3 separate regions of the Homo sapiens genome follow, and regions 1 and 3 are each linked to region 2. Evidence: read pairs that join two places in POLR2A ChIA-PET (ENCODE). Cell type or tissue: K562. All regions are shown on one strand. Region 1 has its middle 150 kb from the start of CTB-30L5.1. Region 2 overlaps NAMPT (nicotinamide phosphoribosyltransferase). Region 3 has its middle 15 kb from the start of PRKAR2B.

Region 1 (2,500 bases), 170 kb after region 2:
CAATAGACCATTATAAGTAGTAGAAATTCATCCATGCATATATTCACTCACTCATTTGCCCATACCATAAATGTATGTTGAGTTTCCACTATGTTGGCCATTGAGGGTCACAACTACTCAAGATGGACCCAGTCCTTATGGATCATAGTCCAGGAAAGAGGAAACACCGGATAGGAGAGCTCAAGGTGGATCAACTGTGATGTGGATGAGAAGCCTTGCAGGAGGGGTAAGGTTGATGCTGAGTAACTCATAGCTGCTGGGAATCTGCAGCTCCCCCTTCTCTTTATATAGCTCAGATTCATGCTTTATTACTGGAGAAAAATAAAACCAAGAAACAAATGACACAGCATTAGCATAGATGTCATGTTGCATCCATAGTAAGAGGCACCTCCCTCTCCAGGCTGGAGTCCCCCCAGGAAGCAGCTTCTGATGTCAGAAATCCCCAGGGAATTGGCCACCTTGGTGAGGGGCAAGATCCAAGTTTTCCCTTGAATAGCTGGGTGTTATTTTTTTCCTGGAACCTGCTAAGAAGCTGCAAACTACATTCATATTTAACTCCTGGGGACCCCTTTCTCTCTGAAGAACCTATTGGACAAAACATATTTCTCAGTGGGGATGAACTAACACTGAAAAATGTTACAAGACCAGTGGATTACCTCCCCCCCGAGTCCCCTACCACTATTGTTAAAATAAAAACCTTAGGCAAATTAAATTTAACATCATTTAATTGAGCAAAGAACAATTCACAAATTGGGCAATCCCCAGATGAGAATAGTTCAGAGAGGTTCTGGGGGTGCCACATGGTGGAAGAAGATCTATGGACAGAAAAAGGAAACTGAAATACAGAAAAAACAGCCAGATTGGTTACAGCTCAGCATTTGCCTTATTTGAACCTGTTTGAACAGTTGGCTGCCTGTGATTGGCAGAAACTTAGTGACTGGCACAAGAGCAGGTTACAGTCTGTTTGCACATCCAGTTGGGTTCAGTTCACTGTGTACAGAGAAACCTTTAGGCCAAACGTAAAATATGTAAGAAGGCAGCTTTAGGCTAAACTTAATCTAACACTATTTTGCAGCCAAGTGGCTCCATGCTCCTGTCATGTTATAAGGTGGGGGAGGAATACAGGGTGAACAACGCCTGTATTCAGGTCCTAGCCCTGACCACTGGCCACCCAGAGGCTAGGAGCTCTGCTCAGCCTTCTACCCAGCTTCTTCTCCCTCAGTAATCTGGCTGTTCCCAGAACCAGGTAAGAATTCTGCTGTGTGAGGATGAATCGGCAGAATTTTGCCAAAGACTGAAGTGGAAGGAACCGCCCATGCCACTTCTGTGTTATGCCTGGGGAGCCAGGGACTCATCTCCCCACTTGGCCGACTCTCAAGGTCCTTGGAGCTCTTTGCCTGTGGATTCCCTTCTGGAGGGGCTGAGTATGAAGGCTCCATCCCAAAGTACCTTGATCCAAACCATCTTTCATCTCTGTCTTAACTGTAGGCACTGCTCAGGAGAAAGGGTGGGGCAAGCTCTTTATCTAGAGGAAATGAGTTGTATCACCAATTTGACATCTACAAACCTACTCATAAAATGACGGGCATGGTAACATGTAACTACCCAACACCGAATGAACAAATGGATACCCTACTTACATTTTCCATAGAATAAAAATGAATTTCTAGAGGTGGTGACACTTATTTAGAGAAGGTGAAGTTAGCTTGAGGATACAGTACAGTGGCCTGGTTTTACATGTCATTTCTCTCTCTGTGGCTGATCTTACATAACTTAACACAAAGTCTTTGTGCTTCCACAGTTTAGTAATTCATCTTCTGTTTTTGCTTTACTTAGAATACATTTGGAAGAGCAATGAAAGCCACTGACAATCCTAGCATCTCACTGGAGACCATAATTTCAATCTTCTCTCATCAAGGTGGACTATCAAGTAGATATTTTAATTCCATCTCCTTTATTTTATTTTATTTTCCATTTCCTCCTGGTGGTGGTACTAGCAAGCCAATAAATTATGCTCTTAAAAATACATAATAAAAATAAAACCACCATCTATTGGTATGACACTGAATACTTAATAGAGTACTTTTAAAAACGTGTTTCTCATGTTGGGCCTTGCAACTTCCCCACTGTGGTAAGCAAGGCAAGCATTACCTCCATTTTTCAGATGATGACACCAAGGTTCAGAGATGTTGCATCTCTTGGCCAAAGTCACACAAGTTGAAAGTGGCAGAGTTAGGTATCAAATAGTTTTACTCCATGCTCCAGATATGTTTTGTTAAAATGAACAACAAAAATGAAAAACTGAGTGCCTGGATTATTCACAGTGAGATCATTAACCCACTAAAGAGGTTAATAGTTTGTTCATTTTTAGTTTTTGATGTTTACTTCTATTAAAATCACAATGGTAAGTAACCATTTGTATTTGTCCAACCAAAGACTTTCCACACCCAAAGCCATTGTTTCCCATGCATTCCCTTACAGCCTTGTGGGTGACTGGCCT
Region 2 (2,500 bases):
GAAGAAAAGCACACACGATGAAGTAAAACTTGAAAAATGGTGTGGATCTTATAGCACAAGTTTGTAAGTCTGATTCATAGTTTTATTTCTCCACAGTTTGACCCTTACTGTTCAGGTACTTAATGATGCATTCTTTATCAGATTTAAAATTACTAGAAGGCAAGTTATTTTCTTTTTCTGAGAAGACGAAGAGTCAAAAGCAAAATGGAAATGTCTCTAAGCTATTTAACTCTGTATCTTGGTCTAAAAGTATACTGAAAATGTTCTTTGTACAAATACAGCTCCAGTTCTGGACAATAATTAAATATTTATAATTTTAAAGCTTCAGCTATGTTCTCTAATTATAGTACTTTAAAAACCTACCTTTACTTAGAATGCCTTCTCTGAAAACAAATACCATTTAAAATACAAAAATGTCTGAACTGCTTAATTAGAAACGAAGTATGAACTCTAAAAATCTTTGGAGAACCTTAAGAGTATCGTTTTAGAATATAGCTAACGCATCTAAGTTATCTAGGCAAACTCGCAGGTAATTAGCCAAGAAACACCATTTATTAACTATCTACTAACACCCAACAAGTTTACAGAAGAATACAGAGCATGTTTAGGTCTACTTATAGGGGTATATGTACATGTTGTTTAATGGGAAAATGTTTTTAAAGCAGAGCTTTTTAAGAAAGTATTTCTAACAATGTAGTCAAAAGGATTTATAATGATTCTAGTTTTGCTAGCTTACTGTCCTCTTCATTTTACTTTCTACTAAACAGGCCATTTTGAACCTTCACCAGAAAATTGGATGATATAGCATAAATTCAAATCAACTGTTATTTTATAAATACTTCATTCACAAATACATACTCTGTACCTACTTCAGACACTGAGGATGAGAAAGTAAATAGAATGACATGGTCTCTATTTTCAAAGGACTAATAAGGGCTGAAGAAGGAAGAAAAAAAATATATTAATTTCAGATCAAGATAGATGCTATGAAAATGTAAGAGAATGATGGGCTAGAGGGGGCCAGGAAGACTTCTTTGAGAAGGTGACATGTGAGCAAGACCTAAATGACAAGGAGACAGGAAATGCTTTGGCATAAGGGACAGAACAGAAGGCAGGCCAATGTGGTAGGTACTTAAAAGTATGGGGGCGGGGTGGGGACAGTAAGAACACGATAAGGTCAGAGGTAGGCAGAAATGAGATCATGTAAGGCTTACAGACTACCCCAAGGAGCCTGGATTTTATACCAAGTGCAATGGGAAGCCATTATGTTTTAAGCTGGGGTGAATATGACATGATTCACCTTTTAAAAGGATTAGCCTAGTGGTGGATAAGAATGGATTATAGGGTGACCAAAGAGTGCAGGAGTTAGGGGCTATTAGGTTAGATGGGAGAATTTGCCCAGTGTTTTTGGAGGTAAAGGGGAACTACGCCGATAAATTGGATGTGGAAGATGATAATGAGGGAGAAGAATTAATACCTCCCACATTTTTGGTTGAGCAACTGCATTAATAAGAGTGCCATTTATAGAGATGGGGAAGGCTATCAAATGGTAGGGAAATGAAGTGCTCAATTTTAAATGTTAAGTAACGCTAACAAAAAGTTTCATAGTATTCTAAAGTTAACACAGAAAGCTCTTAAATCATGTTAACTTTTTTAGCACTGACTTGACTTCTATTACTAAAGAAAATGGTTCTACAATAAATACAAAATTATTCCGTAGATGTAAACCAAACAAAATACCTAATAAGATCCCAGCAAACCTTCCCAGTGAAAATGCTTCCTAAACTGGCATGGCCCTCCTGCTGTTAAAAGAACACCATCTGAACATCAATACATATGTGGTAAAGAACTGGCCGGGCACGGTGGCTCATGCCTGTAATCCCAGCACTTTGGGAGGCCAAGACGGGTGGATCACGAGGTCGGGAGATGGAGACCATCCTGGCTAACATGGTGAAACCCCGTCTCTACTAAAAATACAAAAAACTAGCCGGGCGTGGTGGCACGCGCCTGTAGTCCCAGCTACTCAGGAGACTGAGGCAAGAGAATCGCTTGAACCTGGGAGGTGGAGGTTGCCGTGAGCTGAGATCGTGCCACTGCACTCCAGCCTGGGCAACAGAGCAACACTCCGTCTCAAAAAAAAAACAAACATAAGCACAAACAGAAAAATGTAGTTCTTTTAACATAACTCTTCAGTTGTGTGATTAATTTACTTCATGAAAGGATAAACTTCTAAAAATTATTACATACTAGATAACAGTAACTGGTATTATTTTAATGCCTAGAACAAAAACGGTCTAGCCCTAAGTCAAATGATGGACAGCTGTTTCCATTAAGGAGTGCTGGCCAACCAACTGTAACAAAAAATTAGATTCCCAAGGCTAAATATCCTTGTTCCAAGTATGACAGTTTTTTTAAAAAAGTATGAGATATGACACATATATTTCAGTTGAACAGAATCCTTTTGGGAAAAGAAAGCCTAGTTTTCTCTAGATGCTTCTCT
Region 3 (2,500 bases), 750 kb after region 2:
GAATGAAAATAATGAAACTTTAGGTATTTAGGTCTAAGTTTGTAGAAAGACTACAGACTCAGAAGTGATTTTTTTTTTTTTTTAAGGAAAGCCAAATAACAAAGATTTCTGGAAGTTATGAATAGAGAACAGAGGATTAATAGAGTTCTGTTCAGGAACTGTTACTCAAAGAGATAGCAAGAAGTAAGCTGGGTGTGGTGGTACACGCCTATAACCCCAGCTACTCAGGAGGCCAATGAGGGAGGATCGCTGGAGCTCAGGAGTTTGAGACCAGCCTGAGCAACACAGCAAGACTCTGTCTCTGACAAAAAAAAAAAAAAAAAAAAAAAAAAAAAAAAAAAGAAGTAGAAAGTGGAAAGAGGGTAGATGCGGCAGGGCGCAGTGGCTCACGCCTGTAATCCCAGCACTTTCGGAAGCCGAGGTGGGAGGATCATGAGGTCAGGAGATCGAGACCATCCTGGCTAACATGGTGAAACCCCATCTCTACTAAAAATACAAAAAAGTAGCCAGGCGTGGTGGCGGACGCCTGTAGTCCTAGCTACTCTGGAGGCTGAGGCAGGAGAATGGCATGAACCCAGGAGGCGGAGCTTGCAGTGAGCCGAGATCGCACCACTGCACTCCAACCTGGGTGACAGAGGTAGACTCCGTCTCAAAGAAAAAGAAAAGAGGGTAGGAGACAGGAGTGACAGAGAATGTAACACAAGAACACAGAAATAATTGGATTTTTAAGGAATTATTTGACACAAAATAGTGCAACCAGATTTTAGGAAGAAACTCTCTCTAAGGGGTAAAAATAAAAGCTCACAACAAAAAATACATAAAGAGTAGGTTGAAGATATTTATATTTAGATTCCTGTTATATTAACAATAAGTGCAAACTATAAAAATGAGTAGAAGAAGCCTATCAATAAATAATGAAAAGAGAAGAGATTGGCTTTTGATAAATACATTGTAAATGTTTCAAGTTTTTTCTTTTATCACCCAGAAAAATTTGTTTTAAACGTATTTATGAAGTTTTATGAACACAGCATTGGCAGCTTAAAAGTAAAACAACAACAACAAAAAAGAAGATTGTCAAGTATATTTTTCATGACTAATGCTGACCTGTCTGTCCCACTTCTGCTAGAATCAGAGGCTCCTGCAATTATGCAATAAAGCCCGCTGGGAGGATCAGACAGGGCCCTGCACACTGTGGGGAGATAGATGTGTTTTAGGGGAGGCAACCCTATGGAAAATGGCCACATCTTGCCAACTGCTGTCTCGGGGGCTTTGGCTCTAAACCAAGGATCTGCATAATGGTATCAGCTGCTCTCTCTATTGCAGCCCTGCTGATAACATTCTCAGGCTCTATTTAATAGCAAACAATGATGCGTTTCTGCCCAATACCAGCAAATCGGTAAAAAGGACGCATGTCCACTCACCTCTGAATTAAGTATCCCAGTTTATAGTCTCTCAGACCATCTTATATTTCTCATAATTATGTAATTTGTTTTCTATTTTTGTTTAATGTCAGTTTCTCCAACCAGGATATAAGGACAGGAACAGTTTGCCTCTATCCTAATTGTCCTTTGGTGTAACCATAACTTCTAGCATGGTGCCTTGCACAGAGTAAGTGCTATAAATAATGTTGAGTTCATGGATGAGCTCTCTCTCAGAGAGTCACTGCAGCTATTAAAGGATATGTTCCTTAATCTATGTCAAACAGGTAACTTTCTACAGTTTTAAATCCTGGAGAATGGTTGCATTTCAAATATCTTCCAAGGCTTATTCTTATTCATTTGCTTACTGCAGGTCTCAGCGTTAATGTTTTTGATTCATTGGGATGTGCTCCAAAAATAGAACATCTAATCTAAATACATAAATTGGCCCAGGACTGCATCCTGGACATATTATTATTATTGTTGATGATAAACTCAGGTTTCAACTCTCTTCCCAATAGCTTTCCATCCTCCCTGGATTATTTCGTGCCAAAAAAGGCATGCTTTATAGAGCTCTTAGTTCCTTAAGTGGCAGGTTCTATTTAAATACATAGATAAGCATTGTCAGGCTGGGCTGCTAAGAGTGAATTACTACTGGAAAGTAACATTGCAGTAAAAACAATACTGTTGGAAGCTTTCTATATTTCTTCCATCCTTCCTCGTTTCTTGGAAAACTTGAGAAGGGCCTCGTTTAAAGAAATTCCAAAGAAGAATAATTAAAAAACTAGCAATAGCTAGAAATGTCATTATAACATTATCATATATGCAAGCATATGCAAGCAGTAGGTATATTTGGTATTATAACTATTGCATGATCTTACTTTAACATAGCCCCTGAGAAATTCTGGGGAATTGCTCAAATCTTCCCTCAGTGCTTGTTTATATTTTAAAGAGTTTATGTGACTTTTTTATTTTTCTTTTTTTTTTTTTTCTGAGACAGAGTCTCTCTCTGTCACCCAGGCTGGAGTGCAGTGGTGCAATCTTGGCTCACTGCAACCTCTGCCTCCTGGGTTCAAGTGATT

The links. Peaks named below come from ENCODE experiments on the same cell type or tissue, not always from the same donor. Only the 100,000 strongest peaks of a DNase experiment are listed, where the experiment ranks them.
Region 1: POLR2A ChIA-PET joins it to region 2 with 5 read pairs; 4 of 35 experiments call an interaction of 5 or more read pairs at or near these places.
Region 3: POLR2A ChIA-PET joins it to region 2 with 5 read pairs; 1 of 35 experiments calls an interaction of 5 or more read pairs at or near these places.

Annotation. Positions count from the first base shown.
Region 1 is chr7:106,448,133-106,450,632 of GRCh38, forward strand. No RefSeq gene overlaps it. Among named protein-coding and RNA genes, the nearest start is that of CTB-30L5.1, 150 kb to the right of the region's middle. RefSeq lists an enhancer at 768-1,967. In K562, CTCF peaks have their summits at 1,028 and 1,279; a DNase peak (open chromatin) is centred at 1,289.
Region 2 is chr7:106,278,809-106,281,308 of GRCh38, forward strand. All of the region lies in intron 1 of NAMPT (nicotinamide phosphoribosyltransferase), which reads right to left. Among named protein-coding and RNA genes, the nearest start is that of NAMPT, 4.9 kb to the right of the region's middle. In K562, no CTCF peak of the experiment used is centred here; a DNase peak (open chromatin) is centred at 1,153.
Region 3 is chr7:107,028,044-107,030,543 of GRCh38, forward strand. No RefSeq gene overlaps it. Among named protein-coding and RNA genes, the nearest start is that of PRKAR2B, 15 kb to the right of the region's middle. In K562, no CTCF peak of the experiment used is centred here; a DNase peak (open chromatin) is centred at 1,178.